2 separate regions of the Homo sapiens genome follow, and region 1 is linked to region 2. Evidence: read pairs that join two places in POLR2A ChIA-PET (ENCODE). Cell type or tissue: GM12878. All regions are shown on one strand. Links, peaks and the distances in the headings refer to the core of each region. The heading gives the core; the rest is flanking DNA.

Region 1 (15,712 bases), core at 4,411-12,410, 140 kb after region 2:
CCTCAATCCCCACCTTGGTTTAGTAAAGCCCTTCAGGAGTTTGTGTGGAAACATCTGCCCTCCTCATAAAGAGTGAGATTAGAAGCTGGCGTTCCTTCTCAGGTTGTTTCTGAGGCCTATTTCTGAGTTGGCATCCAATTAAGACCCCACTTCCTCCACCCTCTTCACAGAGGGTTGAGGTGGGAAAGCTATCATGCTCCTATTCATGAAAGATTCTGATCTATATCCTTGGCCTCATCAGGCCAGCCATATCAGAACACAGCATAGTGACCCAACATTCATGCTAGAGCTACACCTGTGACCTGTAGGGCACTCTCAAAAACTCCTTTTTTCCCTGACCTCTTTGTACTATCTGACTATGTTGATCATGCCTCCTCCTTGAAACTCACTTCTTCCCGTTCTTCATGGACTGAGATATGCTGATTTTCTTCATATCTCTCTGGCTGCTCCTTTTTATAATCGTAACTCACATCTGCGTAGTTCTTGAGGATGTTACAGTGTGCATTCATGGACACCACTTTAAGTGAGGAAACTGAGAGTTGAGAGAAGTTAAGGTATTCACTCAGCTATTTGTGGTAGAGTTGGAATTCAAATCCAGATCTTTGGACTCTATGTCCACTGTTCAGTTGTTTCACTACAGCCAAGCTGCCTGATATGCTAATCTATTAATTTGTTCATTTTTTTTTTTGCAAAAATCTCCCCCTTCTTTTATACTCCTTTTACTATCAGATGTGAGACCTGTTTCTAACTAGGCTCCTGCTTACAGCCACCTAGCCACCTTCCTAAAACGTGACTTTCATCATGGCATGTCCCAGTACCCAATCTTCACTGGCTCCCATTGAAGGATGCTTTAATTTAATTCACTTCAATATAGAATAAATATTGCTACCTTTTGAGTACCTCCTGAGTGTCAGGTCCTGTACCAAGTTCTTTATAATGTTTCTTCAATTTAATACACGTGGCACTCATACAAAACAGTCTCCATTAACCTTACAAATAGACAAGAAAACTGAGGCCTTATAAGTATGGCTTATTAGGGAACATGCTCAATATTAAAAAGTCAGTTTAAGGAAGAAATTCAAATCCATGTTTGCTTGCTAAACTTTTCCTCTTTTACTTCACATATAGCCTCTCTTGAGAAACCGACCAAGCCATTGATTGATGGTAATGCAGCCCACGGAAATCATAGAATAATTTTGTAAATAAAGATTGCTTGTCATTTGTCTTTTTTCCCCCCTTTGGACATTTCAGTTCGGCAGAAGGTTCTGGAGAGAAAAAATCATGAGTTGGTATGGCAAGGAAAAGGAACATTCAAGTTAACTGTCCAGTTACCTGCAACCCCAGATGAAATCGATCATGTCTTTGAAGAGGAACTTCTAACAAAAGCAAGTAAACTTTAGGCATGAATAAAAGGGATTTAGGTCTCCCAAGGTGTGTGAGATGGGAATCACCATGAAGAAAATATAGTGGAAAGAAAAGCATGAAGCAAACTGCAGCGAGAAAAGCAGATTACAAATGTAGGGGGAGTGAGGGCAGTGGTAGGGTAGGGTAGTATGGGATAAAGTAGGAGGGGGTACTTTTTTTTTTTTTTTTTGAGACGGAGTCTCGCTCTGTCAACCAGGCTGGAGTACAGTGGTATAATCTTGGCTCACTGCAACCTCTGCCTCCTGGGTTCAAGTGATTCTTCTGCCTTAGCCTCCTGAGTAGCTGTGACTACAGGCATATGCCACTATGCCCAGATAATTTTTATATTTTTAGTAGAGACGGGGTTTCACCATATTGGCCAGGCTGGTATCAAACTCCTGACCTCATGATCGGCCCACCTAGGCCTCCCAAAGTGCTGGGATTACAGTCATGAGCCACCGCACCCTGCTGGGGGTACTTTTTATGTGATTTTAGACACATTTGGAAAAGCCAAGATTTGGGGATTATAATAATGGTGGTTTTGGATGTAAAATTTGGGGTCTGTGTCTCCAGAGTTCTTTATAACCTGTAACCTGTTATATTTGTTTTATTTTCTATGTCATTTTGAGGAGACAGCAATCCATACTACCTGTATTAAGTATTACCCCAATTGTAAAATGGAATAGTAACATTAATGATCCAACAACAGATTGCAGGATTATTGTGAGGGTTGAACAAGATGATCTGTATAAAGCACATGACACAGTTCTTGTTATATATAATAAACACTCAGTAAATGTTTTATTTGTATTTGTTTTATTTATTTCTTTTTTAGAGGCAGGGTCTCACTCTGTTGCCCAGGCTGGAGTGCAGTGGCATGATCATGGCTTGCTGCCTCCTTGACCTCCTGGGCTTAGGTGATCCTCCTACCTCAGCCTCCCCAGTAGCTGGGACTGTAGGCACATGCCACCACACCTGGCTAATTTTTTGTATTTTTTGTAGAGTCGGGGTTTTACCATGTTGCCTAGGCTGCTCTTGAACTGCTGGGCTCATGTGATCCACTTGCCTTGGCCTCCCAAAGTGCTGGGATTACAGGTGTGAGCCACCACACCCGTCCTTAATTTAATTTTTATCTTTTTTAGAGACTGCTTTCATCTGTATCCCAGGCTGGAGTGCAGTGGCACCACCATAGCTCACTGTAATCTTGAACTCCTGGGCTCAAGTGATCCTCCTGCCTCAGCCTCCCAAGTAGCTGGGACTACAGGCATGCATCACTATGCCTGGCTAATTTTTTTTCCTAATTTTTTTTTGTAGAGATGGGGTCTCACTATGTTGCCCAGGCTGGCCTTGAACTCCTGGCCTCAAGCGATCCTCCCACACTGGCCTCCCAAAATGCTGAAATTACAGGTGTGAGCCACCAAGTCCAGCCTCAATAAATATTAAACAAGGGAAAAATTATGAGCTAAGATGTTTCTCTGATGTAGGATGTACCTCATATTCCCAAATGCTTGGTGTTAATTGAGGTTTCTGTTATTTGTGTCTCATCTTCATTGGTGATTTTTGTGACTTGCAAGTGAATATGCCACTATATATGGCCCCAGATGTATTCAAGAGCACCCTTATCAGACCTTTTCATTATTGTTTCTATTTACCCTCCATCTCCAGGCTGGTCCCAGGGACATTTTCTTATGTAAATAAATTGTTAATCATGTATTAATGCTACTTTATTGTTTGTGTTTCAGGAATCCAAGACCAAAGAAGATGTTAAAGAACCAGGTAAAATCTCAGTTGAGATGACTCTGACATTCACCAAGCTGTTTTGCATTTATTAAAGGCAGCACTTGAGGGAGTCAGCCCTCTCTTCTTGACTTCCACTATGCAGGATGTGCTCCGCTGGGAGCTGCCTTGGACTGCATCATCTTCATATTCTGAGCCAGCTGTGCAGAGGGTGGCTTTTAGCGCTCAGGTCATAATGATTGGAACTGCTCTCTCTGGGGACTGGAAGACACCTTGCAATAGAGGGGAGGGCAAAGAAGTGCCAGAGAGCTGGGGATGAGCTGATCTTTACTTTCCACTTGTGCTGAGCCAGCCATAGAGAAGCAAGGACACGATATGTCCAAGGGAGTCACATGTGGCTTAGTTGATGAGCACTGCTTCCTGAGCACTGGGTGTGAGGGTGCTGTGCTCTGGAGCCAAAACAGGAAGTTGTGACTTCTCTGTGAACATAGGCTTTTGAGCATTGGTGCAGGATTGGATTGGAGGATTGCAGTCCTCCCAAAGACAGCAGCTCTTCTGATCTCATCTGCTCTAGGAAACAGCCAGCGACCAATTAGCTGTTGTGGACTCCAATGCTCAACTAGCGTCTGGGCATTGAGCTGCCATGCCACTTGACATTCACTAAAGAAGCAACTAGTTTTCATAGCTAAGCATGCTATTATAAAGGGTAGGAAGTGAACTACACTGAATGAACCGAGCTAGAGAGATAAAGTGGTACATATACCTAAACCTTAAGGAAAATGAACAATGTATAATCATTGTCCTGTAATATTGAAATTATCTTGAGAACATGTAGTTTTCTGCAACTTTCTCTTTTGGAAAATGGCACTAGAGTGAGAGCTGCCTATATTTGGCAAAAAGATTGGATAGAGATATATGGCTTATTTTTGTCTAATATCGATGTCCTGTTAAAACTGTAGAATTTAGTATGCATGGCTTTCTTAGGCAGCTCAGGAGTTTTATGAAATAGGATTTTTTTTTTTGTCTCTTTAGAGTAATTCCTGCTTTCCATTCCTCACTTGTCGAACTGGCTCCCCCAGCTCCCAGTGTTTGTCGTTGGGATCTCCTAAATCCTTATCTTCTTCTTGGAAGATGCCAAAGCGCTATACCGTCAAGCTCAACTTCAGACTAGGAAGTGGTTTTATATGTGCATATTTATTCTTGCTCTATAGCCCTAGATCTAAAATTTAATCACATCTGTGTTTCTTATGACTTCATAGATTTTTACCTTAACTCTGTCTTAACTGACATGTTAGTACTGTTTTAAATTTGCTTAAAACTCCCAAATGTATTCCCAGCGAAAGCCCCAGTCCCCTTCCACCAATAGACTTTTCATTGTCCTGGGAATTTTAGGCCCATTTTCTAACCTGTTTTTACCCGACCTGGACTCTAAGGATAGTAGCCAGCTAGGAATTTGGGTTGTCTACACCAGATACTTAAGTTGGCTCCTTTAAAGGAAGCAGAGGTTCTTTGCTGAATGGTTACCCCACACTGATCCCTGACTATGGCCCTAAGGCTGGGACTCTTGAAATTAATTGGAATGGGGTAGACAGTTTCAGAACTGAGCAAAGTGTGGGTGGAGAATAGGTACTGACTGGATTCTGTTTCTCAGGGATGGGGAACGTACTCTCCGGACAATGAACCACAACCAACGCCACCAACCAATACTCATAATTAATAATTACAACAGCCCTGGTGCAGAAGACATTGCACCATGAATGCACTAAGCATGCCCGAAACCTCATGCAAAAAGTTTAAAACTGAGGCGTCTGCAGGAGCTGACAGGGCAGGGAAAGGCACACACACCAAGATCAGGTGAAGTCAGCACTGAGCTAATGTCCTGTTCCAGGATAAGCTTAGTTGGGCTGGGTCTGAAAGGTGGAAACCAGCACTTGGAAGGTCCTGGAGAAGAGACAAGGGCAAGAGCAGAGAAATACTGCTTACCTGTGGTCGGAAATTCTGGTGTTTTCAAATCCATATCCCCAGCCTGGACTCCTCTCTCAATTCCAGAACTTCTGTCTGACCTTCCTGTTGGGAAGTATATTAGAGCCAACATGCCTGAAGCCACATGTGTCATCTTCCTCCCCAAGCAAGGGCCCTTTCTGGCTTCCTCATTTCTCTTGAAGTACACAATCAGTCTGCTCGTCACCTACTAGACATTTCACGCATCACTCCTTTCACATCTGCTGATCATAGAGACCTATTTATTTTATTTTATTGTTTTTGGAGAGAGGGTTTCATTCTGTTGCTCAGGCTGTCTTGGCTCACTGCAGCCTCGACCTCCCTGGCTCAAGCAATCCTCCCACAGCAGCCTCCTAAGTAGCTGGGGCTATTATAACATGCATTACCATGCCCAGCCAATTTTTAACATTTTTTGTGGAGTCGTGGTCTCACTATGTTACCCAGGCTGGTCTTGAACTCCTGGCCCCAAATGACCCTCCCGCCTTGGCCTCCCAGAGTGCTGAGATTACAGGCATGAGCCACTGCACCCAGCCTCATTTTCTTTTAAAGTTTTCCTTATCCATCCTTCTCTCACCACGGGCCCTTCCTTTTTACCTCACAAGTTCAACATGGCAGGAGCTCCCTGCCTGCTCTGTCTGTGTCTGCCACCCTTCTCCTTAAACCTGACCAGCCCTTTGCACTATTGCTAAATAGCCTGCCATCCTTTTCATGGAAACCTTCCATGACTCACCCTTACCACAAGCTGGGAGATAAAGTCCAGACCACCTTCTGGATCTAGTCTGCTTTTCTGGCCTCATTTTCTTCATTCTGCACAATTGTGCGCCTTTTGAGCCACATCAGTCAAATCACTGTTTTCTAAATTGTCTGATGCAGTTGCAGCACTCTGCCTGTGCTTCTGTTGCTCACCATTCCCTCTAGCCCACTTTTCTCTACCCAATTCCACATACCCTTCAAGACCTGCTGAACTTCCTCCTCTTCTCTCAAGTCTTTCCATGCCAGCCCAGCCCTTTTATCTCTTTCTGGGACTCTTGGCCTGATTGTTAATGCTCTTTTTTGGTCAATTAAGCCTTTCTTGTGGTGAAGCGTCTAATATTGATGGGATTATAAAACTATATTGCTGGAAAGATTCTTTCAGTCCAGTTCACTTAGTCCTATACCCTCATTTTATGATTAAGAGACATGCCCAAGGTCACATGGCTAAAGAGTGGCAGCAGGGATTAAACACATATAGCCTCCTCCCTAGCCCAGCAGTCATTGTGATTTGTCATACCTGTCTCACTTAGTGCTAATTTATGTAGTTGCTTTATGCTTAAGCTATTTTTTTTTTAATTTAGCATGAGTGTGTGTGCATGGCATGATAGCCAGCACACAACAGAGTGGTCTAACTGTTGTAACAAACAACCTCCCAAATCAGTAACCTAACACAACACAAGTTTGTTTGTTTATTTATTCATTTATTTTTCTGAGACGGAATCGCCCAGACTGGAGTGCAGTGGTACAATCTCGGCTCACTGCAACCTCCGCCTCCCAGCTTCAAGCGATTCTCCAGCCTCAGCCTCCTGAGTAGCTGGGATTAGAGGCGTGTGTTACCACACTCGGCTAATTTTTGTATTTTTGGTAGAGACAGGGTTTCATCACATTGGCCAGGCTAGTCTGGAACTCCTGATGTCAAGTGATCCGCCTGCCTCGTTCTCCCAAAGTGCTGGGATTACAGGCATGAGCCACTGCGCCTGGCCACAACACAAGTTTATTTCTCCTTCGCATCACAGTTCAGTGTAGTTGGCAGCTGTGATGGTGGTGGGAGTGTCAGTCACTTCATGTGGTCATTCAGGGACCCAGGCTCCTTCCACCCTTTGACACCATTATCTTTAAATGTGGTTTCCAAGGTCACTGCAAGGGAGAATGGGGTTTCATATTAAGGATATTTATATTGGCCAGGCCTGAAGGTGGAATTCACTTCCACCCATATTCCATTAACTGCAGGGACACTACTGTTGAAACTGAACTGCAGAAAACTTGAGAAATATTGTCCAGGAAGTAAGCAAAATGGATTTGGTGCACACAGAGCATTTTATGTGGCCACTGCGAACATTTACACATGTCATTTTCCTCATATACCTCCATTAGAAAATCTGTAAATTTCTTAACTAATGTTTTTTTATATTCTTACTTCTCCTTACATCCAGGGTCTTGAACACGATAAGAGTCCCCATTGAAAAACTGTCCACAGAATGCCTAAAGATCAGATCGTACCCACCATGCTTCAGTGGACAAGCATACAGTGAGACTGACCTTGTGTGTATGTGTAACTCATTTTTACAGTCAACAGTGGAGAGGAATGAGTCAGCTGGGTGATTGCCATTCAGCGGGCTTCGTATACAGCAGGCCTTGGCCATTTCACTTTCTGTGTGTATTCCTTAATCATTTGCTATAGGGATCCTTTTTTCTTTTCAGTGATGGGAACTTAACTATTTTTTGGAGTATAATGTGTTAGGTGATACCCATGTTTGGGCATCATCAGATAGTCTTGCTTTCCTCCAGTGACCCAAGCAGTAAATCTCCAATTCAGCAAACATTTACTGAGCCTCAATTATATACCATATGCTAGCAATACAAGGATGAATAAACATGTGTCTCGCTTTTGAGAAGCTTTGTTGAATAATTTTAGTCTGGTGCTGTGCTAGAAATAGATATCAAGTGCTAGGAAATATAAGGCAGGTTCCTCAAAAAGGCCAGGCAGAAAAGGGTATAATAAAATTAAACTTCAATTATGTATAATTTTAATATAAAATTCACATATAAAAATAGTCCTATAATGTAAATTGTTCTATAAATGACTATTTACTTAGCTAAGTAATGTGAATATTTTTTCTTATCACTAATAATTTTGGACAAATTTTTAAAATTCATTTCCACAGAGGTTAATATATGTACCCACCAGCAATAAATGAAAATCTTTTTATCCCTATAATGCCTATAATCTTGAAAATACAGACCTATTTTGTCAAAATGAAAATTTAAAAATATGAATTTTAATAATAGGCAATTACATGTTACATGTTGTTTTTATTTAAATAAAGCAAAAAGCCATCCAAGGTCTGTTATTCTGTGAGTTAGCCAAGAGATTGGCAAGGAGAGAGGGCAGTGCCTTGTGATAACTTACTTTGCTAAGACCATGGTAGATAAGTATAACATCTTGTACCTCTTTTGTCTTCCTAAAATCAGATGTGTCAGAAGAATTGGATACAAAACTCCCTCTTGATGGTGGATTAGACAAAATGGAAGATATCCCAGAGGAATGTGAAAATATTTCCTCTTTGGTGGCATTTGAAAACCTCAAGGCAAATGTGACTGACATAATGCTAATCTTGTTAGTGGAGAACATAAGTGGCCTGTCTAATGATGACTTTCAAGTGGAAATAATAAGAGATTTTGATGTTGCTGTTGTTACCTTTCAAAAGCACATAGGTAAGATGAAGTGACACTTCCTCTGCCTGTCTTCTTTGTACCACATCATGAGACTTGAGATACCTCTTAGGGGGACATCTCTGAAAGTTTGACTCTTTCTAGTAGCTACTAAGAGAGGTTTCCAAGTTAATATAGTTTTTTTTATTTTGAAAGTGAAGCATATTCATATTGAAACCAAATTCCATATTTTTAGTAGAATTAACTTTATTGCAGGAGTGCCCAAGTGTGTGTGTGTGACTGAGAGAGAGAGAGAGACAGGCAGAGAGGGTAAGAAAGTGCGTGAACACAGCAAATAGACATCTGAAGTCCAAGTGATTCCAAGTACAGGAGTCGGCTTTTTCACATGTGTTATCTCACTGGGTGAAGTAAATATTTGTATTACCAAACTGGACTTCATGGAAGGTAATGATAACACACTCTCATAGAGTGCTTACTATAAGCCAGGTGCTATGCCAGCCTCTTTACGTGTATTAATTTATTTGTCCTTTCCAAAACCTTATGAGATTATTATTATTGATCCCCATGTTACAGTTGGGGAGACAAAACACAAAGGTGCGAATGCATGGATGAACTGGGTTTGAACCCAGGCAGCCTATCTCTACACCTGTCCTCTTACCTCTTTACCTGATATGTCCTTAGCACTTTCATGGTCATTCACATATGTAGGTATGAGTAAGTGCGTGTGATGCAGACAATGAGTGCTCTTTAAGGTAATTGTCAGGAATCTGTAGACAATCTCTGAGATTGGGAAGAGAGCTGTCACCACCCAAAACAAGTACATTTTCCAATTCTAAGCCTTCACTATTCCATGGCCATGGCAGTGGAGCGGTTAAGAGCACAGGTCATGGAGTCAAAATTCCAGCTCTGCCATTTAACTAGTTATATGAGGTTGGCCAAGTTATTATCCTCCCTATGCCTCACTTTCCTCATCTATAAAATGGTACAATAATACCTACCTAATATAGTTTTTGTAAAGATTGAATGAGATAATGTTTGAAAAGTACTTAACATAGGGCCAGGTGTAGTGGCTCACGCCTGTAATTCCAGCACTTTGGGAGGCCAAGGCAGATGGATTGCCTGAGTCCAGGAGTTTGAGAGCAGCCTGGGCAACATAGTGAAACTGCATCTCTACAAAAAAAATACAAAAATTAGCCAGGCATGGTGGCGCACACCCGTCCTCCCAGCTACTCAGGAGGCTGAGGTGGAAGGATCACTTGAGCTTGGGAGGCAGAGATTGCAGTGAGCCAAGATCATGCCACTGCACTCCAGCCTGGGTGACAGAGTGAGACCCCGTGTCTGAAAAAAAAAAAAAGAAAAGAAAAGAAAAAGAAAAGTGCTTAACAACTTAACGTAGTACCTGAGACGTAGTAATGACTGAAAGGGAGCTATTCTTATTTCAAATTTATTACTGTTTCTTACAAAGGAAAAACTAAATGGACTTGCTTTTGTTCATCGATCAGAATCTTGAATGCTTAATATGTGCCAGGCACTGGTCTAGGTGCTGTGGGCACAGAGATGAATAATCAGGTTCCTGCCCTTGAGAAACTCATAGCCTGGGGTCAGGGAGGAAGCCCATATGTAAACAAATAAAGAAGGTCCAAGAGAAGAAGCTGTCTCTAAGCTGTGAACAAAAAGCTGTGGGAAATGGGAGGAAAGGGACCCAAACAAGGTGGCTTGGTCTTGCTTCTGTGAAGTTTATATTCATAATGTCCAGAATATATTCCATCTGCTTGACATAGATCTTTCCCTATCCATCTGGTAAACCCCTCTTCATTGTTCAAAACCCAGATCAGAGCCACTTACTCTGGGAACCATTGTCTGATTCCCAGTATTAGTCTTCCCACCTCATTTGATCCCACAATAGGCAATTTATTTGCTCTCAAGACTTGCTCCCACATGGATGATGCACTGGCAAAGATTTGTTATATTTATTTCTGTATCCTCAGATCCTAGCACAGTGCCTGGCACATCGTGGGCCCACCATCAATACTTATTATTATTATTATTTTAAGATAGAGTCTTGCTCTGTCGCCCAGGCTGGAATGCAATGCAGTGGCGTGATCTCAGCTCACTACAAGTGATTCTCCTGCCTCAACTTCCTGAGTAGCTGGGACTACAGGCGCGCACAACCATGCCTGGCTAATTTTCGTATTTTTAGTAGAGACGGAGTTTCACTATGTTGGCCAGGCTTTTCTCGAACTCCTGATCTCAGGTGATCCGCCTGCCTTGGCTTCCCAGAGTGCTTAGATTACAGGCATGAACCACCACGCCCGGCCAATACTTATTATTAAAGAGACAATTGAGTTGAGTCCTAAAAGATGAATAGGATCAAGACAAAAACTAGAGAAGAGCATTCCAAATGCAGGAAATTGTATACACAAAGACCCTTTCAAGGAGAAGGGGTTTTACAAAAATAATGACTAGTTTTTGTGGCAACACGGACAATAAAATGAATGGCAGGGAATAACCGAAGGTGATGCTTGGAAATTAGTTTCGAGTCACATCACCAAGGGCATTGTACACCTGGCTGAGGAGTGTCAACGCTCATACCTGCAGGTAATGGGGAGCCATTGAAGGGCTTGAGAAAGGGGTGAAATGAGATTTGTAGGGAAAACCCTCAGGAGGGTTGGTGAGGTCTGGGGCAGGAAGTGGGGACACAGCTCAGTGGCAGCAATCCAAGTAAGACATTCGTGTGTGTGTCGCCCAGCGACTGGGAGTTTTAGGTATGTAAATTCTCATGTAGGTATTAAAATCTTGTGTCTAAAAATGGAGTGCTTAGCTCTTCCTTTTATTTCAATTAGTAGCCAGACATTTTCTTCTATACAACATAAAGATACAATAAAAATTTACTGATTTTCTTTCTTTTTTTTTTTGGTTTGTAGATACTATAAGATTTGTTGATGATTGTACCAAGCACCATTCAATTAAACAACTTCAGCTTTCTCCAAGACTTCTGGAAGTGACAAACACAATCAGGGTTGAAAACCTGCCACCTGGTGCTGATGACTACAGTTTAAAACTTTTCTTTGAAAATCCCTATAATGGAGGGGGAAGAGTTGCCAATGTTGAATATTTTCCTGAAGAGAGTTCAGCTCTGATTGAATTTTTTGACAGAAAAGGTAATATTTATTAACCTGTCATACCTGGCATAATCTAGGCCATTATTAGCAGAGCTTAATAGTTATAAATTTAGTTCTGATGTGTTTTATTTGTTTATTTATGTATTTCTTTGGGAATTGAATAAATAATCCTGTTCATCTGCGATATGATGCTTAATAAGGCCAGTGATTCAGACTTTAGAGAAGCAAAATCAAGTTTTTGAAAGATATAAGGAGGTTTTTTCATGAGTCTCTACCTATGATGGGCTGAAAAATATATTCTTGGGATCTTTGAAATAATATATTAAAAAGGAGATGATCTGTGTTTTAGCCACACACTTGATAGAAGCTCTCAAATTAATTATGACAAGGTTAGGTAAAGAAATACTCAGCAACTCATAGAGTTCCTATAAAGTACCACTCCTTTCACCTATTGTATCATCATTCAAAAATGGACAGGAGTGGTTTCACATGACCAGTGGATGCCTGCTGGACTATTGTTTGGAGTGACCCTGTGAAACCCATGTCTAGCTGAACCTTAGAGAAACACTTCTGAGTGTTTTGTGATATAGACTGCCAGTTCTCTGAGGCATATGCAAGGTCAGCTTGGAGGTTCCACTTGTGTTCAGAAGTCAAGGCTGAGCAGAAGGAATTAGGGGGCCAGGCTTCTTGGGAAAAGAAGGAAAACTGTGCCTGGGATTAATCAGGGTGGGGCATGACATAGGATAATGTGGTATGCCACCCACTTGAGAGAAGTTGTTTCAACAAGGTACTTGAAGGAACCTCCCTTTTCCCAACTCAGTTTTCATGTGTTGGGAAAACTGGATGAAAGTATGGTTTGAATTAAAATGGAATGAAAGACCTACTATTCCTTGGGCAAAGGGACAAAGAGGAGCTTCTGTCACATATTCAAATCTCCCTCTGCCTGGTCTTGGGCCCAGGGAGAGAGAGGGGTACATAAAATCCTCTACCCTAGAAATTAACCTCCCAGTTTGTGGTGAGAGTTGATATTTTCAGGGCTTTCAAACATCTTTAGGGCATGGGGCTGTTGGGTTTGTCCTCAGAAGGGCTATTCTGCACATATACAACTAATGTTAAGTACTATTTAATTAAGGTTTATTTTCTGCCAGAGCTATTCATGTAAACTCTATGAGGCACTCTCAAAGGTTCCCTTTCTCCCTGATCTCTTTGCACCATCTAACTTTTTTGACCACACCTCCTCCTCCAAACTCACTCATTCTCTGTCCTCCACCATCTGTGATTTACTGACTTTCTTTTATGTTCTCTAGCTTCTCCTTTTTATTTTTTATTTTCATTTTATTATGTATTTGAGACAGGGTCTCACTGTCTCTCAGGCTGGAGTGCAGTGGCATGATCATGGCTCACTGCAGCATCAGCCTCCCCAGGCTCAGGTGATCCTTCCACCTCAGCCTCCAGAGTAGCTGGGAGTACAGGTGCATGCCACCATACCCAGCTAATATATTGTATTTTTAGTAGAGATGGAGTTTCGCCATGTTTCCCAGTCTGGTCTTGAACTCCTGGGCTCAAGCAATACTCCCTCCTTTGCCTCCTAAAGTGCTGGGATTATAGGCGTGAGTCACTGCACCCAGCTTAGCTTCTCCTTCTTTTAATTTTAACTTACATTTGCATAGCTTCGCAGGTTATTACCAAGTGCATTCAGACAGTCTTATGGGCATCTTGATTGTTATAATCCCTGTTTTGCACATGACGAAACTGAAGCACAGAAAGGTCCAATAACTTGCCCAAGATTACACAGCTAGTGAGTGACATAGTCAGGATTTGAACTTGGGTATTCTGGTCCCATAACATATACCCTAACTTCTCTCCTCTTTCCAAATCTCCTGTTCACCTATAACGTTAATTTTTCTTATAGGATATTTCACCATTCACAATGGGTTGCCAATAATGAGGCAGATGGTAGATAGAGCTTGGTTTAAAAGAGAATTTATTGTACAATATTGTGTTTTATGTAGATTTCTTGAAAGGAAAAAATTAGGCATTTTACTGTAAAATTATTTGGTTCAACTTCACAAAATCTGTTTTATTTCTTAAGAGAATTTTCATTGAACACCTATGTCTGTAAGATCTTTTGCTGTTTTTTCTGCTACAGTATCTCACAATCCCATTAATAATCTGCACAGTTAGATAAACTTTGTCCTTACAGACAAGAAAAGCAGGATGGAGACTTTAAGGCATATTAAGGTGACATCTGTGATGGTTCTTGAGTCAGACAGACCTGAGTTTGATTCCTGGCCTTGGTGCTTACTAGCTTTGTAATCTTGGCCGAGTTACTTTAACCCACCTAAGCCTCTGTGTTCTTATCTGTAAAATGGGGTTCACATTACTGGTTACTTAGAGGAATGCTGTGAGGTTGAAATGAAATAATACCAGCAAAGAGCCTGGTGCCTGATGGTGCTCAGTAAGTTGGTAATCATAAATACTGCCCAGGCTCAGGGCTGCCACAGAGCCATGTTGAAGCTATAAAGCTCAGGGCTGCCACAGGGAAGTTGAAGCTATATGTTTGGGCCTCTGAAGGCCACTGCTTTTCCCTCATGCTTGATACCAGCTCTAGGACCCAATCATACACAAGGTGAAGTTATTTTTAACATCTTTCCACAAAGGTTGCTCTTTTAACCCAAGTTGTTATTGGAGCACATTCTGATTCCCTTTCTGCAGATGCTCTGCTTAATAACTTACACAAAACGAGGAGGGGCTTGGAAGAGAAGAGCATGCACATGCACACACATGCAAACACACCCAGTGAAGTGGAAAAGGGAGATTCCAGCAGGGCCAGGAGGAGGTGTGGTTCTTACTGAATCATAGTCTGTGGGGCTGGGCTCTCAGAGGACAGTGATGATAACTTGGATTTGGTAGAGGGGCAAGAGGATGGGCGTTGGGGTTGGACAACCACTGAATCTCAGCTGAATTATCTGCAGTCTATGTAACCCTATCCAAGTTATCTAACCTTTCCTAGCCTCAGTTTTAGTAGGATGATAATAATAATGTCTCTACCTCAAATGGTTGTTGTGAGGATGAAATGAATTAAATATATGTAAAGCACTCAGAATAGTGTGTGACACATGCTAAGCTATAATAATTTATTATTATGCTCCTCCTTTTTGAGGTATTAATGTTAATCTAAGTCAACTTTGAAGCCTAAAATTATAGGACTGTACAAGAAGAACAAATAGCATAATACTAAGGTGAGCTTCACTTTGAGCACCAAAATATTTTTTATACTTTGAGCACCAAAATATTTTTTATACTAGGGCAAACATTATTCTCACGATTGTGACCAAACTCATGTATTTCTTAACATGATGGTGATATATCAGTAATATCAGGAAAACAGTAAACAGAATTTAATTAACAAGATTTCAACATAGATGGATCTTGGCTAGAAAGTAATTATTCCATTCAATAAGGGATACCTGTGCACTGCTAACACATATCAGTTTATATTTGAGCACTTTGAGAGTATATTGCTTTTTAATACGCTGTAACATCAAAATTCTACCAACATTAGTTTTTTTTACTCTAAAATGGGAAGATTTTGTTTTGTTTTTCTTTGCCACATATCATCTTGGTCTTACATTGTTTTATTTCTTTCCTTTAAGTGTTAGAAAAACATTAGATTTTTTTTTCTCTAAAATAGGAAAATTTTGTTTTGTTTTTATTTGCCATATATCATCCTGGGCTTACATTATTTTACTTCTTTCCTTTTAAGTGTTAGACACCATCATGGCCACAAAACTCGACTTCAATAAAATGCCACTTTCTGTGTTCCCATACTATGCCTCATTGGGCACAGCCTTGTATGGAAAGGAGAAGCCTCTGATCAAGCTTCCAGCACCATTTGAAGAGTCACTAGATCTTCCCTTATGGAAGTTCTTACAGAAAAAGAATCACCTCATTGAGGAGATAAACGATGAAATGAGGCGTTGTCACTGTGAGCTCACGTGGTCCCAACTCAGTGGTAAAGT
Region 2 (15,712 bases), core at 2,930-10,929:
GTTTTCTGAAGCTGAGACAAAATGTCATGTTCCTTTCTCCCAAGGTACAGAATATGATTATTCTCAATGATGTGGTGGTTCTGGAGACTCAGGATTCTTTGGATCCATGCGTGGGCCTCATACATCTCTTCCACGTTGAATCCCATCAGATTGATGGCAGGAGATCTAGCTTCAAGCCCATTTTCTCTTTTCTCCTCTCTGGTTGACTGGGGGACTGAAATGACTATAATAAGCAACCATGGAAGACTAGCAGTTTTTTGTTTTTTTTTTGAGATGGAGTCTCGCTCTGTCTCACAAGCTGGAGTGCAGTGCTGCGATCTCAGCTCACTGCAAGCTCCGCCTCCCGGGTTCACGCCATTCTCCTGCCTCAGCCTCCCGAGTAGCTGGGACTACAGGCGCCCGCCACCAAGCCCGGCTAATTTTTTGTATTTTTAGTCGAGACGGGGTTTCACCGTGTTAGCCGGGATGGTCTCAATCTCCCGACCTCGTGATCTGCCTGCCTCGGCCTCCCACAGTGCCAGGATTACAGGCGTGAGCCAACGTGCCCGGCCGACTAGTGGGTTTTAAAACAGTGCAGAACAAAACACCATGGCCAGTGTTTTACCCCTATGATATTGTCACCACTGTCAGCAGTAGCAGCTTCAATTAAGTACCTATCTCTGAAAGCTGCATTGGGTATGAAGGAAATCAACCTGTATCGTTTACAGCCTCCTTGGGAACACAGAGTTTAGCTTGTAATGGATTAGCTTTATCGTCTCTTGCCTCTGCTATGTTGCATTTGGCAGTTCACAGATGAGTTCACCTTGTGATCTCACCCTGGATGTTAACTAAGTATTATTTCCTGCTGAATAGGATTTTCCTTAACCTCTTGCTACTAGTTTTAAAATCAAACATCTCTGAAAGACACAGAGCTTGAAGAGTCAAAATTATTTTTTAAAAAACAAACATGAATCTCTGATTTTAAGAATAATACATGTTTATTATTTAAAAATTGGGAAATTATCGACATATAATGGAAAGAAGAAATACCTGTAATTCCACTACTCAGGATTCCTCACAACCTTATGAGAAAGATACTAGTAGTTGTCCCATCTCACCAACAAGGAAACTGATTCACAGAGTCATTAAGTAACTTGCCCATGGCTATAGGACTAGTTAGTGGTGGCCATGAAGCTAGTAGGTATGGGCATCTGACTCCAGTGCTCCCACATATGCCTCCCAGTGAGTAATATCTGAATAGCAGTGGAAATTCTCATCTTTCTCCTGAGATCTCAGTTGTGTGGTACAGGAGCTACAAAAGAAGTATAAGGACAGACCTAGAAGTAAGATGGGGAGGATGGCCTTCCTCTGAGTAAAGATAAAAAAGACAAAAGCCAAGGTTTTAGACAACAGTAAGAAGTAACCCAGGTTTTATATTGGAGGCATACTTTTTTTAAAACCCTTGTTCTGTCTAGGAGATTATATTATTTTTTAGGAGAAAATAAAAACAATGCATAGTGATATTGCATTTATCCATTATTATCAAGAGAAACTTCTTTTTCTTCTTCTTCTTCCTCTTCTTCCTTTCTCCTCTCCCTCCCCCTACCCCTTTCTTCTCCTCCTCCTCCTTCTACTACTACTTTTTTTTTTTTTTTTTTTTTTTAGAGACAGGGTGTCACTATGCTGGTCTTGACCTCCTGGCCTCAAGCAATACACCCACCTTGGCCTCCCAAAGCACTGGGACTACAGGCATGAGTCAGCATGCCTGGCCAATAATCATAATAATAATAATACTAATTTTTTTTTTGAGACAGAGTCTCGCTCTGTTGCCCAGGCTGGAGTGCAGTGGTGCAATCTTGGCTCACTGCAAGCTCCGCCTCCCGGGTTCACACCAGGCTGTCGCCCAGGCTGGAGTGTAGTGGCGCAATCTCGGCTCACTGCAGCCTCCGCCTCCTGGGTTCAGACGATTCTCCTGCTGCAGCCTCCCGAGTAGCTGGGATTACAGGCGCCCACCACCACACCCGGCTAATTTTTGTACTTTTAGTAGAGATGGGGTTTCACCATGTTGGCCAGGCTGGTCTTGAACTCCTGACCTCATGATCTGCTCGCCTTGGCCTCCCAAAGTGCTGGGATTACAGGCGTGAGCCACTGCACCCGGCCAATAATTATTATTCTAACTTTAGTATATGTGTTGGCAAAGCGAGCACTATTCTTCTAGATAAGTAAATTGTTCGGATCACTAAAGGATAACTCTTCTAGCACCAAAATACACTGAATTTTAACTCTGAGTTATCTATTTATTTTTTTGAGACCAAGTCTCCCTCCGTTGCCCAAGCTGGAGTGCAGTGGCACAATCTCAGCTCACTGCAACCTCCGCCTCCTGGGTTCAAGCGATTCTCCTGCCTCAGCCTCCTGAGTAGTTGGGATTACAGGCACACGCCACCATGCCTGGCTAATTCTTTTTTGTATTTTTAGTAGAGATAAGGTTTCACCATGTTGGCCAAACTGGTCTCGAACTCCTGACCTCAGGTGATCCACTTGCCTCGGCCTCCCAAAGTGCTGGGATTACAGGCATGAGCCACCGTGCCCGGCTGAATTAAATATTTCTAATGATAACGTACCACCTCTCTGCCTTCCTAAATAGTTTTTTGTTTGTTTGTTTGTTTTTTGTTTTTTTTTGAGACAGTTTCCCTCTTGTTGCTCAGGCTGGAGTGCAATGGCGCAATCTTGGCTCACTGCAATCTCCACCTCCCACGTTTAAGCGATTCTCCTGCCTCAGCCTCCCGAGTAGCTGGGATTACAGACATGTGCCACCATGCCCGGCTAATTTTGTATTTTTAGCAGAGATGGGATTTCTCCATGTTAGTCAGGCTGGTCTCGAACTCCCGACCTCAGGTGATCCGCCTGCCTCAGCCTCCCAAAGTGCTGGGATTACAGGCGTAAGCCACGGTGCCCGGCCCTTCCTAAATAGTTTATTTAACCTTTCCTTGATAATCTGAGATCATCATCATTAATCATTTTGTTTATTTGTCACCCAGGTTGGAGTGCAGTGGCACAATCATGGCTCACTGCAGCCTTGACCTCCCCGGGCTTAGGTGATCCTCCCATCTCAGCCTCCCAAGTAGCTGGGACTATAGGTATGCACCACCACACCTGGCTAATTTTTGTATTTTTTGTAGAGATGGGTTTTAACATCTTGCCCAGGCTGGTCTCGAACTCCTGACCTCAAGTGATCCACCTGCCCTGGCCTCCCAAAGTGCTGGGATTACAGGCTTGAGCCGCCATGTCCCTTGATTAATCATCTCCATGTTAATTATTGTCCTGTGCTATATAATTCCTTTACAGATGTCCGCAAGAATTACTGAATTAAATGGTGACATTTGCCGCCATTATTCAGATTAATGACATACAGACCTTTTTATGTTCCTTTTTTATGTTATCCTCACCTAAAACTCCTCTTATGTACCCACCATGGATTCCCTGTGGTTCCCCAAACATGCACTGGATTTCTTTGCTCCTGTGGGTTTTCTCTACCTTGGATGCCCCACCCTACCCTCTCTGGACATTGGAAATCTTGCCATGCTCAAAGCCCAGCTTAGAACCATCTCATTCATGAAGCCATTCTTGATCTTTTCCAGTCAAAAGGAATCCCTTTCTCCCCTTAGCTAACTGGGGAGTTTGTCTATCTTCCCAGTCATTATTTATTGCCTGGCATTTGTTTAATGCTTTCAATTTATAGAACACTTTTACATACATAATCTATTATCCTCACAATGTCTGTTATTATCATCATTATACAGATAAATAAACAGGATCATAAAAGGCACAGTTCCAGGCCAGAACTGTTAATGCTCTCCTTCCTTACTTACAGCACTGCCAGGCCACTGAACATTCCATCTCAGTCCACCCAAACTCCACTAAAAGAATGATGTTATATGCCTGTAATCCCAACATTTTCGGAGGTGGAGGCAGGCAGATCACTTGAGCCCAGGAGTTTAAGACCAGTCTGGGCAACATGGCGAAACCCCGTCTCTACCAAAAAAAAAATTAAATAAAATAATAAAATAAATTAGCTGGGTGTGGTGGCATGTGCCTGTAGTCCAAGCTACTTGGGAGACTTAGGTGGGAGGATGGCTTGAGCCTGTGAAGCAGAGGATGCAGTGAGCTGAGATCACGCCACTGCACTCCAACCAGAGTGACAGAGTCAGAACTTGTCTCAAAAAGAAAAGAAAATATGCTCGGCATCAAAATTGACTAGGGAGCATTCAAAATAGATATGCTTGGCCCAGACCCAGAGTCCCTGAATCAGCATCTGTAGAGTTGGGACAAATACATATTTTGGGGGTTTTGCGTTTGTTTGTTTTTTAAAGTTTCCATCATGATCCCAGTGATTACTTGGGTTTGAGTAACACTGAGTTAACCCATTTATCTGGCATTACTGAGATGTGTTTTCCATAATTACAATAAGTAACCCTATTTAGATGTTCAGAGCAGAAAGAGTGACTGAATGCCAGTTTATGGAAGCCAGAACTTTTCCTTGGGAAAAAATTATAGATATCTATTTATGAATCAACCACCCACATCTTGGATTATCCACTGCAACTCAACCTTCCTCTGTTCATATCATGAAACTGGACCAAGCAAGAAAAGAATCATGATCAGGGTAGAGAGTAGGCAGGTATCCAAGCAGGACCACAATGCAATACCTTTGGCTTATTTATTCTTCTTCTCCCCTCCGTTAGTTCAGATGATCAAGAATAGAATGAGCCAATGGTGGGCGACCCTACTTATTGGCCTGTGAATTTCTTACTCACCACTGTAATTGTTCAAACTCAGCATCTTGGACCTCTTTGCCATTTCAGAACTGAAAGCCTACAAGAAGCAAAACAGAGCAGAGAGTCATAAGCAGGGCTGATAGCCATTGTCATCAAAGTCTCCCTCTCTGCACACACAGCACTTGACTTCATCCACTCTGTCAGTCCCATTCCTACTACCACAAATCTAAAGCAGCCTTTAGGAAAGTCCCAGAGAAGAGGACCTCAGTCTATTAGAACACGGAAAGAATAAGCATAGGAAAAATGGAGATGAAATCAAAATCTGGTATAAATAAAGAAGACTATACATTCCGAGACAAAATATAACCGTGCATTCATTCAACAGATTTTAATGCCCTGCTTGTGCTAAACTAAAGCTGTGGATATGTCACTGAAGAAGAAAACTATAGGTAACTAATAAAACACAAATTCATTTAAAAATGGTATACACACCAAACTTGGTCTGTAAATTGAATAATAAAATAATCTGTTTTATGTAAGTTAATTCCTATAGAGTGCTTAAAATTGTTCCTGGCTTGTAGTAAACATTAAGTACATGGTAGCTATTGTAATTGTTATTATATGAAAGTCTATAGACAAAGATTTGTGCATATTGCAACACAGATCCATTAACATAATGTCTATTAGAAATAACACATCTCACTTAGCTTTTGGAGCCATGGTATTCACTGTCTTCCTTGTTCAAAGTAGATACAATTGGCAATATAGATGGTCCTGACTTACAATGGTTTGATTTAGGACTTTTAGGCTTTATTGATGGTGCAGAAGTGATATACATTCAGTGGAAACTGTACTTGGAATTTTTAATCTTGAGCTTTTCCCAGGCTGTTGACATGTAGTAAGATGCTCTTTCATGATGCTGGGCGGCGGCAGCAAGCCAAGCTCTCAGTCAGCCACGTGATCACAAGAGTAAACACTGTATTCAATAAGTTACATGAGATACGCAACACTTTATAAAGTAGGCTTGCGTTAGATGATTTTTCCCAACTATAGGCAAATATAAGTGTTCTGAACATGTTTAAGGTAGGATAGGCTAAGCTATAATGTTTGGTAGGTTAGGTGTATTAAATGCATTTATCTCACTACAACTTATTTAGGAAGAAAATACATGCTTATTAAAAGGCTTATTAGAAGATGTATACATTATGTCTGCACACATACCTCCATGTGGATATAATGTAGTGTTAATGCTGAAAAGAGCCTGAAGGAATGGTCAACATTCACTTTTAATGTAAATTACTGTGTAAAATAATCCTCTTGTTTGAGTTACAAAACTGAAAGATGTATCATTCTCTGTGTTTCTGTTTAATGGTTCAGAACAAGGCTTTGAGGGCAGACAGACACCAAGGTTGATCTTGGTTTGGCCATGTAACTAGCTGTGTGCATATTAACCTCTGGGTTATGTTTTTGGATTTGTAAAATGGAGACGACAACAGTGGCTTCATCAAAAGATTAAGGGGAGAAGGAGATAAGACACCTTCTCAGCACAGTGCCTGACAGACACAATACATGGCACTATATATATATATATATATATATATATATATATATATATATATATACACACACACACATACACACACATATACATACACACATATATATACACATACATATATACACACACACACACATATATATATACACGTATTTTTTTTTCTTTTTTTTTTTTTTTGAGATGGCCCTGGCTGGCGTGCAGTGGTGCAATCTCGGGTCACTGCAACCTCCGTCTCCCTGGTTCAAGTGATTCTCCTGCCTCAGCCTCCCAAGGAGCTGGGATTACAGGCACGTACCACCATGCCCTTCTAAGTTTTGTATTTTTAGTAGAGCTGGGGTTTCACCATGTTGGCCAGACTGGTCTCGAATTCCTGACCTCAGGTGATCCGCCCAGCTCAGCCTCCCAAAGGGCTGGGATTACAGGCATGAGCCACCAAGCCCGGCCCCCTACGGCACTATTTTTATTATTAGTCCCTGGGGGAGCGCTCAGACCGTGGTTGATCTTTCCATTTTTCTTAAACTGTCATGCATATTTTTGTTTGTATGTTGGAGAGAATGAACCTTCTTTTCTAGATGTGGTTAATTCCTCTTGTATGAAAATGGTGCTTCATAAAGTTCAGGGGCTGGGCACGGTGGCTCACGTCTGTAATCCCAGAATTTTGGGAGGCTGAGGTGGGAGGATTACTTGAGTCCAGGAGTTTGAGATTGGCCTGGGCAACATAGTGAGACCCCACTTCCACAAAAAATAAAAGTATTAGCCAGGCATGGTGGCGCATGCCTGTAGGTCTAACTACTCAGGAGGCTGAGATGGGAGGATTGCTTGAGCCTGGGAGGCTGAGGCTTCAGGGAGTTATGATCACACCACTGCACTCCAGCCGAGGCAGCAGAGCGACATCCTGTCTCAAAAAAAAGGAAATTAAAAAAAGAAATAGTTCAGGGAGGTGATCAGGGCACCTATCTGGGCTTAGAGATAATCCTCTGCATGGGAAACTGATGAACTTCATCTGAAGGACAGGATTATTCATTTTATCAGAAGGTGAGCTACTTCCTTGGGTCATGCACCACCATCTCACCAGTTAGCTGTGGGTGAGGCGCAGTGGGATACTGGAGCTGGCATACAATGACTCAAGACAGCTTGCTGTGACCATCTCTTCTAAATCTGTTTTCAGTGATGTCATATCAACAGCTTGAAAGCAGCCACAGAAATCAGCAAATGCTACAAATCTCCCCGTGTTTAATTGGGCAGCAGAAGGAATAAGAACTTTTATACTTGCTCCAAGAAAGAGCAAGCTGGAACAAGTATAAATTCACTTCCATATAGGCAGAGATAAAATGGCAACCATGCACATAGAGCAGGCCAAGAGGTGGGAATATGAGCAGTCAGAGAACTAATGTTTGCAGCCACTCTCTGCAAGGCAAACCTTGCAAGGCCCTCTATATCCAAAATCCAGACACATGCCGAGAAGTCTCTCTAAAACTCGGATGTTGCTGTTGGCAGAATCAGAAACCTATATCTTGAAAACCTATTTTAGGTTGCTGTATCTTATTTCCTTTCCTTTTTATTCTTCCCTAACATCATTAAAGTCTTTCTCGAAAATGCCAGCTAAGTGAGAATAAAGCAGAGATGGTCGGTACTTTAAAGGCAGAACAGCACTGCAATATATACTAATTATGCTGAAAATATCACAGTTTATTCACATGCTAGGAACTCAGCTTGATCTGTCCACCCAAACAAAAAGCTGAGATGAAGTGCACTCAGACACATAAGACAAGCTCCCCTCCAACACATGGACCCCAAATGTGTTAGACCACAGCTGATTTCCTTCCGAGGTCACCTACAGATGAGCTAAAAAAGAATGGGTTGAATTTGAGGGCAGTACTGGAGACATGGCAAAACTAGCCAGGCATACCACTGCTGTTAAAGAAATTGGAAAGAAAAGATAAACAATTCACTGAATTTAGTAACAATTCAGCACTCAGTGAACTACAGCTCATTACAGTTGATGTAACAGCTAACCTTCTACTCTGTGCTAGGTACTATTCTAAGTGTTTTACAGGTATTAACTCATTTTTTTTTTTTTTGAGATGGAGTTTCACTCTTGTTGCCCAAGCCCGGGTGCAATGGTGCGATCTCAGCTCACTCCAACCTCCGCCTCCTGGGTTCAAGCAATTCTCCTGCCTCAGCCTCCCGAGTAGCTGGGATTACAGGTGTGTGCCACCACGCCTGGCTAATTTTTTGTATTTTTAGTAGAAACGGGATTTCATCATGTTAGCTACACTGGTCTCAAACTCGTGACCTCAGATGATCCGCCTGCCTCAGCCTCCCAAAGTGCTGGGATTACAGGCGTGAGCCACCTCACCCACCTGTATTAACTCATTTCATCTTCACAACAGCTCCATAAGATGGTAATCAGTATCCCTCTTTTAAGGATGAGGAAACTGAGGCACAGATAAGTAAACTAACTTGCCCAAGGTTATATAGCCAGCGAGAGGCAAAGCTGAGACTGATGGGGATTTTAGAGGGAAAACTGATTGAGGAGGAGAAGACAGGCCAGGCATATTGGCTCACACCTATTATCCCAGAGCTTTGGGAGGCTGAGATGGGAAGATCACTTGAGCCCAGGAGCTCAAGACCAGATTGGGCAACATAGTAAGACTGCTTTTCTACAAAAAATTTAAAAATTAGCCAGGCATGGTAGCATGTGCCTGTAGTGCCTGCTACTCAAGAGGCTGGAGTGGGAGGATCACTTGAGCCCAGGAGTTCAAGACTGCAGTGAGCTATGATTGTGCCACTGCACTCCAGCCTGAGCAACAGAGCAAGATCACATCTGTTTAAAAAAAAAAAGAGAGAGAGAGAGAAGACAAAGAATTTGCCTTAAATACACTGGATTTGAGATGACGGTCAGAGATCCAAGTGGAAATGAGAGAGGATTGGCTAAGAAGACAGGACTTCACAGAAGTTGTAAGAACAGTTGTGTTCTTGAAGGGAGAGAGATGAGAGAGGGGCAAGGACCCCACACTGAAACTAGAAGGTTGCTTACCTTTAAGGAGCAGAGGGAAGAATAAGTGCCATTAAAAGAAAAGACAGAAGCTAGGTAGTGGGTAAACATGGCTTCTTTGTTTTTTGTTTTGTTTTGTTTTGTTTTTGAGATGGAGTTTCACTCTTGTTGCTCAGGCTGGAGTACAATGGCGTGATCTCGGCTCACCACAATCTCCGCCTCCCAGGTTCAAGCTATTCTCTTGCCTCAGCCTCCCTAGTAGCTGGGATTAAAGGCATGTGCCACCACGCCCAGCTAATTTTGTATTTTTAGTAGAGACAGGGTTTCTCCATGTTGGTCAGGTTGGTCTAGAACTCCCGACCTCAGGTGATCCGCCTGCCTCCGCCTCCCAGAGTGCTGGGATTACAGGTGTGAGCCACCGTGTCTTGCCAAACATGGCTTCTATAATGACATGTTTTACTAGGTCAGAGGTGGACAATCTGTAAAAATTAAACTTCACCAAGTTAGAACACCACCACACTGTACAGCACCTAGCCCTGCATCCCCTGCATCTTACATTGTAGATACTAAACAGATGTTGCTGAATGAATGAATGAATGAATGAACAGTAGGACATTTCTAAGATATTAACTTACCTTATATATCTCCAAATCTGTTGGAAAGATCACAAATTTTACAGTTAACTGGTGTTTTACATGGTCTTTGGCAAATGTTAAAACTTCATCAAACAAAATCTCTGCTGCTGTTTCCTTCTTTATTTCCATGTTTCCAGTCCCAAGGGCAGGAAAGGAAATGGAAGTTATATTTTGCTCAATGCATTTTTCCAAACACTCCTTCATTGCATGTTTTAATATCTGCAGGAAAACACAAATTTAAGATCAGCATTTGAGTCAAGAACAAGACTCCACTTACCCCTTGATCCTGCCCATATTTTACAATGTCCACCTTCACCCTCCCTCAGGGTTCGTGTCCCTGCCTCCTCAGATGACAGGAAAGGTCCCACTCCAGAGGGAACCCATTATGGTATAAGGTTAGATGGTGAGAAACTGAAGCAATAGAGTGGCCATCTTGTGCTATTCAGGACATGAGGGCACTAGAATTTCTCCCAGTTTATATAGCCTTACCCATCCCCCCAGGTCAGAGAGCCAACCATCTGTTTACCCCATTCACCTGCCCCTTCCAGGTCAACGTCAAGAGCCCTTGAATTTTCATAAAGGAGATCGAGATTAAAATAAGAAAGCAGCACTTATTCAACATCATTAAGATCTATCATGTAATTTCTCTTGGAGAAATGCTAATATTTTTGGCAGATTTAAATTTCTACCAACTGTTAACATCAAAGTAATACAGGAATGTTGCCCATGGAAGGACTTTGGAAAACTGAGGGATAGAGGGAGACTAGAGGACCAGTTTGGGATTAGAGAGCTCTCAAGAAGGGACCAGAAATGGTGAAGAAGAAAGATAGACAAAGGCAGAGAAGGGGATTAAGTTTCCCTCTTTTCACCATCTGAGTGGGTTCCTCCTATTCTTTAATGCTTTTATTTTATTTTATTTTATATTTTATTTTTTGAGACAGAGTCTCACTCTGTCATCCAGGCTAGAGGGCAGTGGCGCGATCTCGGCTCACTGCAACCTTTGCCTCCTGAGTTCGTTAATGCTTGTATTTTATGTGCCTCAGTGGAGAGTGGGCTAGACAGCCAGGCTCCACTGCAGGCATGGGTGGGAAGAGACCTCAGGTAATAGATTTGATTGGAATGATGCTGGAGGGGGAACCCCAGCTGCTCCAGGAATATAACACATGGAGGGACATAAGAGGCTGAATCCCTTGCCTACTTAGGAAAAGGCCAACGAGGTCACTGGGTATGTTGGGGTGAACCAGTGTTCAGACTGAGGGAATACTAGTTTCAGTGTCTATCTGCAGTATGCCTACTTAAAATTTAGACATGGGTTAGGTAACATTTTAAACTTCTTTGTTGTTTTGTTTGTTTTTTGAGACAGTCTCTGTCACCCAGGCTAGAGTGCAGCAGTGTGATCACAGCTCACTGCAGCCTCAATCTCCTGGGCTCAAGTGATCCTCCTACCTCAGCCTCCCGAGTAGCTGGGACTACAGGTGTGCACCACCACACCTGGCTAATTTTTTTTTTCTTTTTGGTAGAGATGGGGGTCTTGCTATGTTGCTTAGGCTGGTCTCAGACTCCTGGGCTCAAGTGATCCTCCCACCTTGGCCTCCCAAAGCGCTGGACTCACAGGCATGAGCCACTGCGACAGACCTAAATCAAACTTCTTAAGATAACTTATGGCAACTGTACCTGTTCAGTATTTCTGGTACTCGCAGGTGTGCTAAAAATTGAGAACTATACCACTTGACAAAATATTTCATGAATGTAATGAAATGATGGAAATTTGTTTAAAAAAAAAAGACTGTATAGACTATGGAGCTAAATAAAGCCACATTTATTTTAAACTTACCTGAGGTTTAGGAAATTCTGAATGCCACAGTACATGGTATATATATTTACAGAACAAGTTAAATCCTTTTGTGACCAGTACCAACTGGGACCGTTGAAACTGTTTAGCCTTTGTGGCAAGAAATTCCGATTTCATTTCAACTCCTGCTTGTTGTAGAATTGACTTTGCCACAGGTCCAACTGTAATATCATGTGGGTTTACAGAATTAACAATTACATCTGCCTGAAAAGGGAAGAAAGGGTAGGATTCATTGTTAAATTCCTTCTTCTTAAATGACTAATTTAAATCTTTACTTCCCTGAAGAGCTTTGAAAAATACTCTTTGAAGATCCTAAATTCTAAAAAATTTCATTAATAATGAATAGAAACTCGTATTTCCAAAGAGTGATTATTTGATTGCCATGAACGAAGCTGAATTACATAATTCAGAAATTATGTAAATGTACGGATGATATAATTTTCATTGCAAACATCTGTTTGCCCCTTGCTGTATTACCTTACCAGATGGCTAGATTCTGAGTATTCCCTGTGATTTGTTTTAAGTTCTGTCGATAAATGGTTTCATCTCTGCCCGACCACCATGACTTTTTGCTATTTCGTCGTGGGTTTTTGTTTTGTCTCGTTTTAAATAGGAAATAAAATTTCTTGGAGAATTTCCACCTTCTAATGTTTTTATGGTTTAAGGTATAAGAAACTTAACAAGGTTAAAGAAACTCCAAATGGGACAAAAAGGTCTTCAATGAAAAGTAGGTCCCCTTCTTGGTCAGGTTCCCAGACCCCCCCACTCACCCACCCATCTTATGTGCAACCAAGTTCTTCATCTCTCTCTTCAGAAATAGACTGTACATATACATGAGCTGTACTTTAGATAACATCGTCTCCTAGTTAACCCTCAGAGCTGTGCTAAAAATGATAGTGTCCTTCCTTCCCCCATGCCCAGATTCCCCTAATCATTCTATTGACTTTGGCTCCCTTTCAGGGTAACTCAGGTATTTCTTCACTGATGTTAATGAATGCTTCATTTTGAAAGCACAATTAGAATTTGCAATTTGGGGGCACCGACACCCTTTAAAAATTGTAATGTTCCTAACGTTGCTGGCAATAAATATACCTTAAAAAATTCAGTTAAAGGGATAAGTTACTCAACTAGGATGCTTCCATTTTAGTTTTAAATTTGTGTGTTAATGACTTCTCAAATATTTCATTTCATGAACTCCCCTCAGTCTTCCCTCTAATTGTCTTATAGGCAATAAGTGTTATTGGTTTGTTTGTTTTACCAGTGTCTAAGACTATTTGATTGTGGTCACGAGAGTCTTAAGTGTGACATCACTGATCCAGAAGAAAAAAAAAGAATAAAGCCTTATATTCATTCTCACCCTCTGTTGTGGTGCCTTCTCCCTCCTGCCCCCTCCACTTATTTATCTTTAATTTGCTGAACCCTTAGATGCATGCCCAGACCAGGCCTTGAGGCTATAGGGATGAATAAGCCAAGATCTCCATCTTTAAGGTGCTCTCCGTCTAGCAGGGGAGCTGCACTGACTCAGAAATACCTAGGTTCACCGCTACCCTGACTCCTTCCCCTTCCCTGCCAGCATCCTCACCTTTGTGCCCAGTGACCCCCAGCTAAATGCTTAGTTGCACCTTGCATTCTCCACAGCCCCTGGCAGAGTTATATTCTGTGTATAAACACACAGACTATGACTTAGAGCTCCACCTGTGTCTCCTGACTGTAGTCAAGCCCATTATTTTCTGTCAATTCCTCTGCATCTCTCTGATCAAGTCACTCTGACCACCCAGAAAGCTTCCCCTCCTGCCAATCATACCCATCGAAACTTGAGATCACATTCAAAACTCATACCTTCTGAAGCAATCTTTCTTGGTCCACTATACTCCACTCTTGTCACAAATTTACATACTCTTAAGTATTATTTTTGTTTACTATTGATAGGTTGCTTCAGAAATGTTGAGATGGTTTTTCTCCCCAGAGAGATTTTTCAAATAAAGAATATTTTTATAATAAAGAATATAATTGATTTTAGGTTCCTTGGGATCAAAGATTGTTCTAATTCCTCCGGGTGCCTAAGATAATAGCAACAGCCATAATAATGATAAATACTTATTATGTGCCAAGCACTACTCTAAGCATTTTATGTATATTGATCCCAGCTCTAAGATATAAATGCTATTATTATCCTCAATGTACAAATGAGGAAACTGAAGAACAAAAGATAAAGTAACTTGCTTTGGGTTACCCAGTTAATAAATAGCAAAGCTGGTATTCAAATCCAGATGGCCTGGCACTGAATGCTATATTATTATTATTATTATTTTTAGAGTCAAAGTCAAAGTCTTGCTCTGTTGCCCTGGCAGGAATCACTGCAGCCTTGAACTCATGGGCTCAAGTGCGCCTCCTGCCTTAGTCTCCCAAAGTAGTTGGGACTACAGATGTGCATCACCATGCCCTGATAATTTTTTTTTTTTTTTGAGACAGGGTCTTGCTATGTTCCTCAGGCTGGTCTTGAACACCTGGGCTCAAGTGATCCTCCTGTCTCAACCTCCCAAAGTGCTGGGATTATAGGCATGAGCCACCATGACCAGCCTATTTTAAAAAAAAACTTAAATTAAAATTTTTTAAAGAGATGGGGTCTGGGTATGTTGCCTAGGCTGGCCTCCAACTCCTGGGCTCAAATGGTCCTCCAACCTCAGGCTCTCAAGTAGCTGGGTTACAGGCATGTACCACTGCATCTGGCTCATATTCTTAATCCAAACAAGATGGTTTCTACATAGTGTTGCATAGTGTACACTCAAAAATTATTTAATTTTCAGGGATCACCTGTGCCAGTGCAAGAGAATAGAAACAAAGACTTACCGTCTGCCATTCAATGTGGCCCTGGACAATCTGGAGGGTCAGGTTGTTCACGACCATTGCATTGAAAGAAGGGGTGGTTTCTTGTCCCAGCTCACTCTTCCCTAGGATGAATTCTGAAGCAGCTTTAAAGGCAGCAACAGTAGGGTCCTCATTGCTCACCAGGTGAATTTCTTTCAAATTACTCATCATTGGCTTCCCTTGCAAACTAACCCGGATAGTCTCTACAATAGTCTTTGTACACAAATTCAGAGGGAACTGAAAAATCCCAGAGCTCAAGGCTGGAATTGCTACTGTCTTAATGTGAGTATTTTTATAGATGACATAATTCAGAATACTTACAATGGCCCTCTGCAGCTTTCCAGTACATCCCTGTTTATCCCATTCCATCCACCGAGGCCCAACAGCATGGATGATCTGTTTGCAGGGAAGCCTCCCTGCTCCCGTGACAGCTATCTCACCAGCTGACACTTTACCATATCTGGCAACAAACTGTTTGCTCTCTTCTTGGATTTCAAATCCACCAGCTTTTACCAGGGCCAGGGCCAGGCCTCCCCCATGCAGAAGATCTTCATTGGCTGCATTCACCACAGCATCAACAGCATGTGTGGTGAGGTCATCTTTCCAGACTGATAACTCTATCCTAGGAGTCAGCATTTTTCTGAACACTTGCAGAGATTTGCTGTTGCCTTCCTGAACTGGAGAGACCAGGGTAGAGATACAGCCAAACTTATTCTGGAGGACTTCACACAGCTGACGCTCATTATTTTTTAAAATTTTGAAGTCATTGTGGTTAATGGGAATTTGCCAACTATAGTTTTCTCCAAGAGCACCAGTCTCTGGAAAAGAAGAGAAGATTAAAAAAAAAAAAAAAAAAAAAAAAAAAAAAAAGCACAGTTTGAAAGGTTGTAATCCCACTTCATACCAGGAGACTGTGTTTCCTATGTGCAAAAGAGAGATGAACTTCATGTAGTGCTCTTCATGATTCTTCTTCTCAACTACACATATAATTAGACCACGGACATCTAAGAGTTTTCAGTGGTAGGTCACCCATAAAGTGCATAGTCT

Evidence for each region. ChIA-PET counts read pairs that join two places held together with the same protein. Peaks named below come from ENCODE experiments on the same cell type or tissue, not always from the same donor. Only the 100,000 strongest peaks of a DNase experiment are listed, where the experiment ranks them.
Region 1: POLR2A ChIA-PET joins it to region 2 with 6 read pairs; 2 of 35 experiments call an interaction of 5 or more read pairs at or near these places.

The regions. Positions count from the first base shown.
Region 1 is chr3:122,683,934-122,699,645 of GRCh38, forward strand. PARP14 (poly(ADP-ribose) polymerase family member 14) reads left to right here. Exons shown (of 17, transcript NM_017554.3): 2 at 1,252-1,385; 3 at 3,147-3,180; 4 at 8,368-8,610; 5 at 11,493-11,729; 6 at 15,457-15,712. Among named protein-coding and RNA genes, the nearest start is that of PARP14, 11 kb to the left of the region's middle. In GM12878, for the core only: no CTCF peak of the experiment used is centred there; DNase peaks (open chromatin) are centred at 7,468 and 11,278; H3K27ac peaks cover 908 bases.
Region 2 is chr3:122,540,639-122,556,350 of GRCh38, forward strand. It overlaps PARP9 (poly(ADP-ribose) polymerase family member 9), which reads right to left. Exons shown (of 11, transcript NM_001146105.2): 4 at 14,648-15,483; 5 at 11,780-12,001; 6 at 9,946-10,164; 7 at 4,794-4,851; 8 at 1-214. The region is part of intron 4 of LOC105374071 (a long non-coding RNA gene); the gene reads left to right. Among named protein-coding and RNA genes, the nearest start is that of PARP9, 16 kb to the right of the region's middle. In GM12878, for the core only: no CTCF peak of the experiment used is centred there; no DNase peak of the experiment used is centred there.